Linked DNA regions of Homo sapiens: region 2 is linked to region 1. A link is an interaction called in ENCODE POLR2A ChIA-PET data of the cell type or tissue named here. Cell type or tissue: Panc1. All regions are shown on one strand. Each heading gives the region's core, and the rest is flanking DNA. Links, peaks and the distances in the headings are about the cores only.

Evidence for each region. ChIA-PET counts read pairs that join two places held together with the same protein. Peaks named below come from ENCODE experiments on the same cell type or tissue, not always from the same donor. Only the 100,000 strongest peaks of a DNase experiment are listed, where the experiment ranks them.
Region 2: POLR2A ChIA-PET joins it to region 1 with 10 read pairs; 3 of 35 experiments call an interaction of 5 or more read pairs at or near these places.

Annotation. Positions count from the first base shown.
Region 1 is chr7:99,376,443-99,381,808 of GRCh38, reverse strand. All of the region lies in intron 1 of ARPC1B (actin related protein 2/3 complex subunit 1B), which reads right to left. Among named protein-coding and RNA genes, the nearest start is that of ARPC1B, 4.4 kb to the right of the region's middle. RefSeq lists enhancers at 573-892, 1,493-1,812. In Panc1, for the core only: no CTCF peak of the experiment used is centred there; no DNase peak of the experiment used is centred there; H3K4me3 peaks cover 741 bases; H3K27ac peaks cover 1,866 bases.
Region 2 is chr7:99,221,751-99,227,116 of GRCh38, reverse strand. No RefSeq gene overlaps it. Among named protein-coding and RNA genes, the nearest start is that of KPNA7, 16 kb to the right of the region's middle. In Panc1, for the core only: no CTCF peak of the experiment used is centred there; a DNase peak (open chromatin) is centred at 2,435; H3K27ac peaks cover 862 bases.

The sequences.
Region 1 (5,366 bases), core at 48-5,047:
ACGACCTTTGCCTGGGGCTGCAGTTTGGCCCCACAGGGCTCAGTGACCAGCCTGCCCGAGGTCACAACACAAAGCCCCCTGCGCTCACTGCCTGGAAGGCCCTGTCCACCTCCTGCTCACTCCAGATCCAAACCGCTTGCTTTCACTTGTATCAGGATGTCCTGGAAGATTCCTGGAGCAGCACAGGACACACACACATGCACATGTGTACATGCACGGGGCAGGGACCTCATGTTTCCTCCATGCTTAGAACAGGACCCCGGTGGGTCCCCAGTCAGCATTTGCTGAGCAAGTAGACACACGCAGCGCAGGGTCAGGCCACGCACACAAACACATGCGTGTTCAGCCTCACACACACAAGCACACTTTGCATGTTAAGCCTTGCACACACACATGCACACTGCACCTCCCCACACTTTAAGCACATGTTTAGCCTTGCACACATGACCATACTCCCCACATGCACGTGTTGAGCCTCACACACAGGCACACTGCAGGCCTGCACACATGTATGTTCAGCCTTGCACACACGCAAGCGCACTGTGTCCACAAGCACACTTTGCACGTGTGGGCAGCCTTACCCAGAACAAGCACCCGGCACCCACTGGGGCTGCCTCTGCAGCCTCTCTCTCCTTATAAGGCCTCTTTGTGTAAGGTGAGGGCCCCGGAAGCACCATCTCAGCGCCCTCAGCCATGTCAGCAGGTCTGATGGGGGTTTCCCTGAGCGTTTCCTGTGTTCCCAGGCTGGGACATCACCACCCACATCTGATGCCAGCACTGTGCAGAGAGAAGCTCAAGGCCTGTGACTGATTCACGGTGCTCATCTACACCCCGACAACCCCCATGGTCCAAGGTCACCAGCAGGGCAGGGGCAGGGTGAAGGCCAGAAGCCCACTTTCACACTCCACCCAGGCTCTGGTTGGCCCCAGGACTCCAGCTGAGGCCAATTTTTCCCTCCCTTTCAGCCCCAGGAGGCCCAGACTGAAGGAACCTCCGGGGATGAGGGTGGGAGAGCCCAGACTCAGAACCCTGGGTTGATGCACAGACTCTGACATCCCAGCATCAGTGGTCACATTCTTGCTGTGTGCCCAGCCACATCTCTGCCCTGGCTGTCAAGACGGAGTGGCTGGCTCTGCTGAAGACAGCAACCCCCACGTGTGCCAGTGGGCAAGGGCAACCGAGAGGACTTGAAGAGCCCTGACCACTGTTTCTAGGACCTAGACATACTCAAGGGGCAGAGGAGGGGCTGGAAAAGATGGCCACAGTGGTACACTAGTGACTGGCAGAGGAGGGAGGTTGAGACCACACCTATCAGCCAATCACACTTCAGCATGAATTAGCAGAAATACTTCCTAGTCTGTTGAACAAACCCCTTAAATGGGGCAAAGAAGTGTTAAGGGGGCGAGAGACAGGAAGACTCATTTCCCTTTTTCCATAACTTCTGCAAAGCAGCTGAAACCCAAAGCGCCTCTGCGATAACTCCCCAACCCCCACATCTTACCAGTGAGGAAGTGGGAGAGCAAAAAGGGAGTGGCTTCTCTCAGCCAATGCTGCCACAGGGCTCCAGTCTCCTGCCTCAGGGATTCTAGCCGGGGACACTCCAACTTCATCATCCTCAGGAAAACCTCTCACCTACCAAGCCTGCGTGAGCCAGCGTGTGCTCACCCCCGCCTGCCAATTACCCTGCTCTGGATGTCTCAGGAGAAAAATACGAGGGCTGCTTCACCCACCAGTGTTGACAGCATAAGGTCTCAGTGATGGCTCCTGGGGGAGGGATCCAGGACACCAACCCACTATCACTGTGGCCCTGTGAGCCAGCACTGTGGGCCTGTTTGATGTTAAGAAACCAGAGAGAGGAGGGGATAGCCGGGCACAGTGGCTCACGCCTGTAATCCCAGCACTTTCGGAGGCCGAGGTGGGTGGATCACTTGAGGTCAGGAGTTTGAGACCATCCTGGCCAACATGGCAAAACCCCGTCTCCACTTGGAAAAAAAAAAAAAAAATTAGCCAGGCATGGTGGTGCCAGGCAAAGAAAGCCTCAGGCTGCCCAGCGGCGGGGTGGTGGTGGTGAGGCACTCTAAAGTCCTGGGCCTTGATACTCTCTCCCTTACTGTGCTGGGTTTACATTCTAGCTGTCTTCATACTGGCTGGGTGCCCTCAGCCAATATTTCCCTCCCATCTTAATCCAGATGAGGCTGGGGCTAGACTAGGCACAGGCTGCGGGACCCTTCTTGCCTGGCTTCCTTAGGTTTCCCTGAATCCAGAGGTTTGGCTGTATCAGAGGCTAAACCAAGGAGGAGTTGCCTGGAGGAAAGATCTCAGCATTACAGGCGCTCTGGGAAGTCCCCACCCAGCTCAGGCAGTTCTTGGATAGAGCAGCCAGCAGGCTAATTTGCACCGTGCTAAGCGGTTACTCAACTTCCTATGCTGGGTCAGAGCCCTTCCTACCCCTATCCTTCCCTCTCCAGCTCTGCTCTTGAAGTCTTACCAACCACGCAGAGTGAAGTCAAGAAACACACATGAAAACAATCGTAAGGTACCATTAAAGCACCGGTTAGTCATCCAAACAAAACAAAAACACACAAAATTCAATGCTAGCAGAGCTGTGGAGAAATTGTCATTTGTTGCTAATTGGTTTAATTCTTCTGAAGGGCACTCAATTCAACAAGTGGGTGGGACCAAATATTAATAGAACAGAATAACACTAACAGGAACTTGAAAATTAGCATTCTGGCCAGGTGTGGTGGCTCACGCCTATACTCCCAGCACTTTGGGAGGCCGAGGTGGGTGGATCACGAGGTCAGGAGATCGAGACCATCCTGGCTAAAACGGTGAAACCCCGTCTCTACTAAAAATACAAAAAATTAAGCCGGGCGTGGTGGCGGGCGCCTGTAGTCCCAGCTACTCGGGAGGCTGAGGCAAGAGAATGGCGTGAACCCGGAAGGCGGAGCTTGCAGTGAGCCGAGATTGCGCCACTGCACTCCAGCCTGGAGGACAGAGCAAGACTCCATCTCAAAAAAAAAAAAAAAAAAAAGAAAAAGAAAATTAACATTCTTTGGTCACATACACCCATTTGGTCCTAAGAAAACAGCAACACATTTTTCTTTCTTTTTCTTTTTTATTTTTGAGATGTAGTCTCATTCTGTCGCCCAGGCTGGAGTGTAGTGGTGCATTCTCGGCTCACTGCAACCTCCGCCTCCCAGGTTCAAGCAATTCTCCTGTCTCAGCCTCCCCAGTAGGTGGAACTACAGGTGCCCACCACCACGCCCAGCTAATTTTTGTTTTTGTTTTTAGTAGAGATGGGGTTTCACCATGTTGGACAGGCTGGTCTCGAACTCCTGACCTTGTGATCCACCCGCCTCGGCCTCCCAAAGTGCTGGGATTACAGGTGTGAGCCACCACGCCTGGCCCCATTTTTCTTTTTTAAAAGCAAACAGGTGGGGTGCCATGGCTCACGCCTGTAATCCCACCATTTTGGGAGGCCAAGCCAGGTGGATCACTTGAGTCCAGGAGTTCGGAGACCAGCCTGGGCAACATGGCAAAACCCTGTGTCTATAAAAACTACCAAAAAAAAAAAAAAAATTAGCGGGATGTGATGCTGTACGCCTGTAGTCCTGGCTATCTGAGGGGCTGAGGCTGGAGGATTCCTTGAGCTGGGAAGGTGGAGGTTGCAGTGAGCCGAGATCTCGTCACTGTACTCCAGCCTGGGTGACAGAGTGAAACCTCATCTAAAAAATAAAGCAAACATGTTTATAATAGCTGTCTTTATAATGGTGACAGTGTGGAAAAACCCAGGTGACAATATGGAAAGAGTAAATTATGACATTAACATGTTGAGATGCTACGTAATTATTAATATTAGAAAAGACCTATCAACCGACGGGTGCGGTGGCTCACACCTGTAATCCCAGACTTTGGGAGGCGGAGGCAGGTGGATCACCTGAGGTCAGGAGTTTGAGACCAGCCTGCCCAACATGGTAAAACCCTCTCTACTAAAAATACAAAATTTATCTGGGCTTGGTGGTGGGCACTTGTAATCCCAGCTGCTCGGGGGGTCGAGGCAAGAGAATCACTTGAACTCGAGAGGAAGAGGTTGCAGTTAGCTGAGATTGTGCCACTGCACTGCAGCCTGGGCGACAGAGTGAAACTCCGCCACCTCCAAATAAAAAAAAAAAAGAAGAAGAAGAAGAAGAAGAAGCTGGGCGCGGTGGCTCACGCCTGTAATCCTAGCACTTTGGGAAGCCGAGGTGGGCGGATCACCTGAGGTCAGCAGTTCGAGACCAGCCTGGCCAACATGGTGAAACCCCGTCTCTACTAAAAATATAAAAATTAGCCGGGCATATTGGCATGTACCTGTAATCCCAGCTACCTGAGAGGCTGAGGCAGGAGAATCACTGGAACCCGGGAGGCAGATGCTGCAGTGAGTCAAGGTAGTGTCACCACACTCCAGCCTGGGCAACAGAACAAGACACTGTCTCAAAAAAAAAAAAAAAAAAAGAAAGCACGTATAAGGCAGGCGTGGAGGCTCATGCCTGTAACCCCAGCACTTTGGGAGGCCAAGGCAGGAGGATCGCTTAAGGCCAGGAGTTTGAGGCCAGCCTGGACAACACAGCAAAACCCTACCTCTACTAAACATTTAAAAATTAGCTGGGCATGGAGGAACATACCTGTAATCCCAGCTACTCAGGAGGATCCCTTGAGCCCAGGAGTTTGGGGCTAAAGTGAGTTATGATCAAGCCATGGCACTATAGCCTGGGCAACACAATGAGACCCGGACTCCAGAAAAAAAGAAAAAGACCTATCAATGGATTATGTACAGACATATGTAAGAAACAAACTTTACCGGCATCTATCAGGGCGATTTTACCCAGACCTTTCACCATTCTCCCCCTGAAGCAAGCCTGAGACATTTTTTGTTTGCTTTTTTTTTTTTTTTTGGAGACAGAGTCTCGCTTTGTAACCCCAGGCTGGAGTGCAACGGCATGATCTTGGCTCACCGCAACCTCCGCCTCCCAGGTTCTAGCGATTCTCCTGCCTCAGCCTCCTGAGTAGCTGGGATTACAGGTGCCCACCACCACACCTGGCTAATTTTGTATTTTTAGTAGTGACGGGGTTTCACCACGTTGGTCAGGCTGGTCTCGAACTCCCGACCTCAGGTAATCTGCCTGCCTCGGCCTCCCAAAGTGCTGGAATTACAGGCGTGAGCCACCGCGCCCAGCCTGTTTGCTTTTTACCTTCAGTTTGTACAGGAGGAAACCCAGGCTCAGACAAAAGCAACGATTTGTTCAAAGTCACTCGGCTTCTACTAAATGACGCAGCTTGGGACTCTGACCCCAAATCTTGGAGGCCAGGAAGTTAGGTTCACC
Region 2 (5,366 bases), core at 208-5,207, 150 kb after region 1:
TGCAATCGTACGATGATCCCCATCCCATCCCCTCCTGGGCACTTTCAGGGCAGTGTCCAGAGATTGGGGAGAGGCTGCTGGTGGGAGCCGTCACCTGGCAGCCAGGGCCTGGATCCCATCTATGGGCCACCCTCCCAAGCCTGGGTCCCGAGGTGCTTCTTGCTTATTCCCATGTGATCAGCACGCTCTGGCTGATGGGGGCAGAGGCTGGTGAGAAGAAACGGGCCCCCTGCCCCACAGTGATTTTGGGAAGGTCTGTTCTCTGGCAGGAGGTTATCTTTCTGTCCTAGTCCAGGTCCCAGCAGGAAAGAGCACACTCCAGTGGGGCCACTGCAGAGCGTTTGTTTATTTGTCTGTTTATGAGAGACAGGGTCTTGCTCTGTCACCCAGGCTGGAATGTAGTGGTGCCATCATAGCTCAATGCAGCCTCAATCGCTTGAGCTCAAGTGATCCTCCCGCCTCACACAGCCCCACAAGTAGCTGGGACTACAGGCAGGCACCACCATGCCAGGCTGATTATTTTTTTATTTTTGAGACGGAGTCTTGTCTTGCTCTGTCACCCAGGCTGGAGTGCAGCGGCGTGATCTCAGCTCATTGCAAACTCCGCCTCCTGGGTTCAAGCGATTCTCCTGCCTCAGCCTCCTGAGTAGCTGAGATGACAATCGCCTGCCACCACACCCAGCTAATTTTTGTATTTTTAGTAGAGACGGGGTTTCACTGTGTTGGCCAGGCTGGTGTTGAACTCCTGACCTCATGATCCACATCCACTTGCCTCGGCCTCCCAAAGTGCTGGGATTACGAGCGTGAACCACTGCGCCTGGCCCAGGCTGATTATTTTTATTTTTATTTCTTTAGAGATGGAGGTCAATCTTGCTATGTTGCCCAGGCTGGTCTCGAACTCCTGGGCTTAAGCAATCCGCCCGCCTTGGCCTCCCAAAGTGCTGGGATTACAGGCGTGAGCCGTGGTGCCTGGCCTCACTGCATAGGGTTTAATGAAGAGACAATTTACTGAGGTGGGGCAGAGTTCAAGAAAGACAATAGGTACAGTAAAGCACCGCCTGCTCAGGCCATAGGGGAAGCCCCTGCACCCTGGATGTGGCTGTGGGAGAAGCGTTGGCCCCCAGGGGCACGGAGCAACTCCAGGGGGACAGTGCAACTGCCGCCCGACCAGACCCAGCAGGGCCGGGGGTGCATTCACCTCTCCCCTCCTGCGCACCCATCTCCTCTCAGCATCTCCTGTGGCCAAACCCAACCAGAGCCAGAAAGTAGGAACCCAGGCAGGTACCTGGGGGGTCAGCCTCCTGGACCCAGGATGGGGTGGAAAAGGATGGCAGGTGGATCTGGAGCAAAGGAAGCCATCAGCTCCTGGCCCCGTGCAGCAAGAGCTGCCCCTTGGTCTCTTGTGGTTTGAGCTTCTCATGAGGGTGGGGAGGTTTAATGGTTAATATTCCAGAAAGTTCCATCTCAGATAATGTTGCTTCTCCAGCCTGGGCAATATAACAAGACTCTGTCTCTACAAAAATAAAAAAATAATAAGCTGGGCGTGGTGGCGGGCACCTGTAATCCCAGCTACTCGGGAGGCTGAGGCAGGGGAGCTTGAGGCTACAGTGAGCCGTCTTCACACTACTGCACTTCCAGCCTGGGTGACAGAGTGAGACTCTGTCTCTACAATAAAATAGTCCAGGCGCTGTGGCTCATGCCTGTAATCCCAGCACTTTGGAAGGCCAAGGCGGGTGGATCACCTGAAGTCAGGAGCTCAAGACCAGCCTGGCCAACATGGTGAAACCCCATCTCTACTACAAATACAAAAATTAGCCGGGTGTGGTGGCGGGTGCTGTAATCCCAGCTACTCAGGAGGCTGAGGCAGGAGAATCGCTTGAACCCAGGAGGTGGATCTTGCAGTGAGCTGAGATGCCAGCACTGCACTCCAGCCTGGGTGGCAGAGCCAGACTCCATCTCAAAACAAAATAAACAGATGAAAGAAAGAAAGAAAAAGAGCGAGAGGGAAGGAAGGAAGGAAGGAGGGAAGGAAGGAGAAAGAAAGGAAAGAAAGAGGAAGGAAGGAAGGAAGGAAAAAGAGAAAGAAAGAAAAGAAAGAAAGAAGAAAGAAAGAAAAGAAAGAAAGAGAAAGAAAGAAAGAAGGAAGAGGGAGTTTGCTTTGGGGAAGGCCTCAGGTTAATTTTCAGGTGGCTAGCACTGCCCAAGAGTGAGTGGGCACACAGAGTGCCCTGCCTTTAAAAATGCAGCAAGAAGCGCATTGGATGGAATCATTGGCTCATGGTATCTGGAGAAAGTTTAATGGGTTTTTCTATAGAAATCAAGCGGGCTTAAATCCTCTGGCTGAAAAAAATTCCCCAGAGTCATGGGTTGGCATTGGCACAACAATAAAAACAGACGTCCCCGGAGTCCAAAATCTAATTTTGATCCTTCCAATAGCCTGGGCAGGCGGGTGGGGCAGATGAGTAATGGTCTCTTTTCAGCAGGTGAGCAAATGGGCTCGGAGGGGTGAAGCAGTTTGCCCAAAGATAACACAATGAGTCAGCATCTGAGACATGGCTCCGTTTCTCTCTTTTTTTTTTTTTTTGAGATGCAGTTTCACTCTTGTCACCCAGGTTGGAGTGCAATGGCGCAATCTCGGCTCACTGCAACCTCCTCCTCCTGGGTTCAAGCGATTCTCCTGCCTCAGCCTCCTGAGTAGCTGGAACACCAGGCACATGCCACCATGGCTGGCTAATTTTTTGTGTTTTTAGTAGAGACAGGGTTTCACAGTGTTAGCCAGGCTGGTGTCGAACTCCTGACCTCGTGATCTGCCTGCCTCGGCCTCCCAAGGCGCTTGGATTACAGGCATGAGTCGCTGCGCCTGGCCCTAAATCCCGTTGTTAGAAGAATTAAATGAGTTCATATATGTGAAGTGCCTAGCACCTATTAGATGATGAAGACATATTTATTGAATGAATGATAGCCAGATCTCTGGGATGGGAACGATGACTCCCAAGCACCGTGCTCCATTTGGGGAGTGGTGGAGATGGAGACGTTCTTGGCATGCACATCCAGAAACCCCCGGACTTGACACATGCAGAGGGCTTGGTCCCTGCCCCCCAGACAGCCAGATTTAGGAAATAGGCCCCTAAGTTCCAATCTCTCCCCTCCCTTTTCCTCTTTCATTCTTTTCTTGGTTTCTTGTCGAGTTCTGTGACGGTAGGTGAGCATCACAAAATGCCCCATGAGCTGCATGGCTGTGGGTAAGTAGTCACTTTGCCTCCACATTTCCATCCTTCCTCCCTCCCCCGCTCCCTCCCTCCCCTCCCTCCCTCGCTCCCTCCCTCCCTTCCTTCCTTCCTCCTTTCTTTCCTGCTTGCTTTCTTGCTTGCTTTCCTTCCTTCCTTTTTTTCCCCTTCCTCCCTCTTTCTCTTTCTTTCTTTTTTTTTTTTTTTTTGAGATGGGGTCTCGCTCTGTCATCCAGGCTGGAGAGCAGTGGTGCGATCTTGGCTCACTGCGAGCTCCTCCTGCCGGGTTCGTGACATTCTCCTGTTTCAGCCTCCCAAGTAGCTGGGACTACAGGCGCCTGCCACCATGCCTGGCTAATTTTTTTGTATTTTTAGTAGAAACGGGGTGTCACTATGTTAGCCAGGCTGGTCTCCATCTGACCTCGTGATCTGCCTGCCTTGGCCTCCCAAAGTGCTGGGATTACAGGCGTGAGCCACCGTGCCCGCCCTTCCTTCCTTCCTTCCTTCCTTCCTTCCTTCCTTCCTTCCTTCCTTCCTTCCTTCCTCCCTCCCTCCCTCCCTCCCTTCCTTCCTCTTTCCCTCCCTCTCCCTCTCCTCTTTCTTTTCTTCTCTCTCTCTCTTCTTTTTTTTTGAGACAGGGTCTTACTCTGTCACCCAGGCTGGAGTGCAGTGGTACGATCAAAGCTCACTGCAGCCTCAACCTCCTGGGCTCAAGCCATCCTGCCACCTCAGCCTCCCAAGTAGCTGGGACTACAGGCACGTGCCACCATACCCAGCTAATTTTTTTTTTTTGTAGTGACGTGGTCTCAAACCCCTGGGCTCAAGTGATCCCCCTGCCTTGGCCTCCCAAAGTGCTAGGATTACAGGTGTGAGCCACCATGCCCAGCCCATACAATGGAATATTTAAAAAACTGAGGATGTAAATGTATATATATTTTTAAGGTTCTAGAACAGCTTAACCCCTTTTTTGCAAAATAGGTGCTTCTCTGATCACCAAGATAAGATCAGATCAGATCACGGTGAGTTTATCTGGGTGGTGGGATTTCAGGTGATTTTTTTTTTTTTTTTTGAGACGGAGTCTCACTCTGTCCCCCAGGCTGGAGTGCGGTGGCGCTATCTCGGCTCACTGCAAGCTCCGCCTCCCGGGTTCACGCCATTCTCCTGCCTCAGCCTCCCGAGTAGCTGGGACTACAGGCACCCGCCACCTCGCCCGGCTAATTTTTTGTATTTTTAGTAGAGACGGAGTTTCACCGTGTTAGCCAGGATGGTCTCAATTTCCTGACCTCGTGATCCACCCGCCTCGGCCTCCCAAAGTGCTGGGATTACAGGCATGAGCCACCGCGCCCGGCCCAGGTGATTTTTTTAAACCTTCTTTACATTTATAAGTGTTGCCTGAAGTTTTTTTTTTAGTGAATGAGAATGACTGTTTTTAATCTGAAATCATAATTAGTATTATTTTTGAGACAAGGTCTCCCTTTGTCTCCCAGGCTGGAGTGCAGTGGCATGGTCACAACTCACTGTAGCCTTTACCTCCCAGGCTCAAGCGATCCTCCCGTTTCAGCCTCCTGAGTAGCTGGGACTGCAGGTGTGCACCACCATGCCTGGCTAATTAAAAAAAAATTTTTTTTTGTACAGACGGGGTCTCACTATGTTGCCTAGGCTTGAAATTATTCTTGATGAAAAGGAGGAAATAAATCCCAATCAATGTCAAGAGGCTCCCTTTGGGCCCTCGCCTTGGGGTAGTGAGGGGTGAGGGGAGTCCTTTCCAGCCAGCTTTGGAAGCCGCATTCCCAGCTGTTGTTTGTTGAGGCCTTGGAGGAGGAAGGAGATCTGTGCCCTCCCAAGAGGGTGACGGGATGAAGCCTTGGCAGGTTCACCACGTGCTCCTTGAAGACCAAACATGGACACGGAGCCTGGGCCCAGAAATAGCCCCTTTTGCTCCAGAGACCCTTGGAATTCTGTGGGGTCATCGCAGGGAGGGGAGAGCCTGAGCAGGCTGTTGCCGAAACCTTCCTTGCAGACTCCGAAATGGAAGATGGGACCTGGGACAGGCTCCTCTGAGCACGACACTCCCGAAGTGGGGCAGAGATGAAACTGCGACCTGGACAAAGAGTTCCCTAGAGTCAGCCCAGGCCAGAT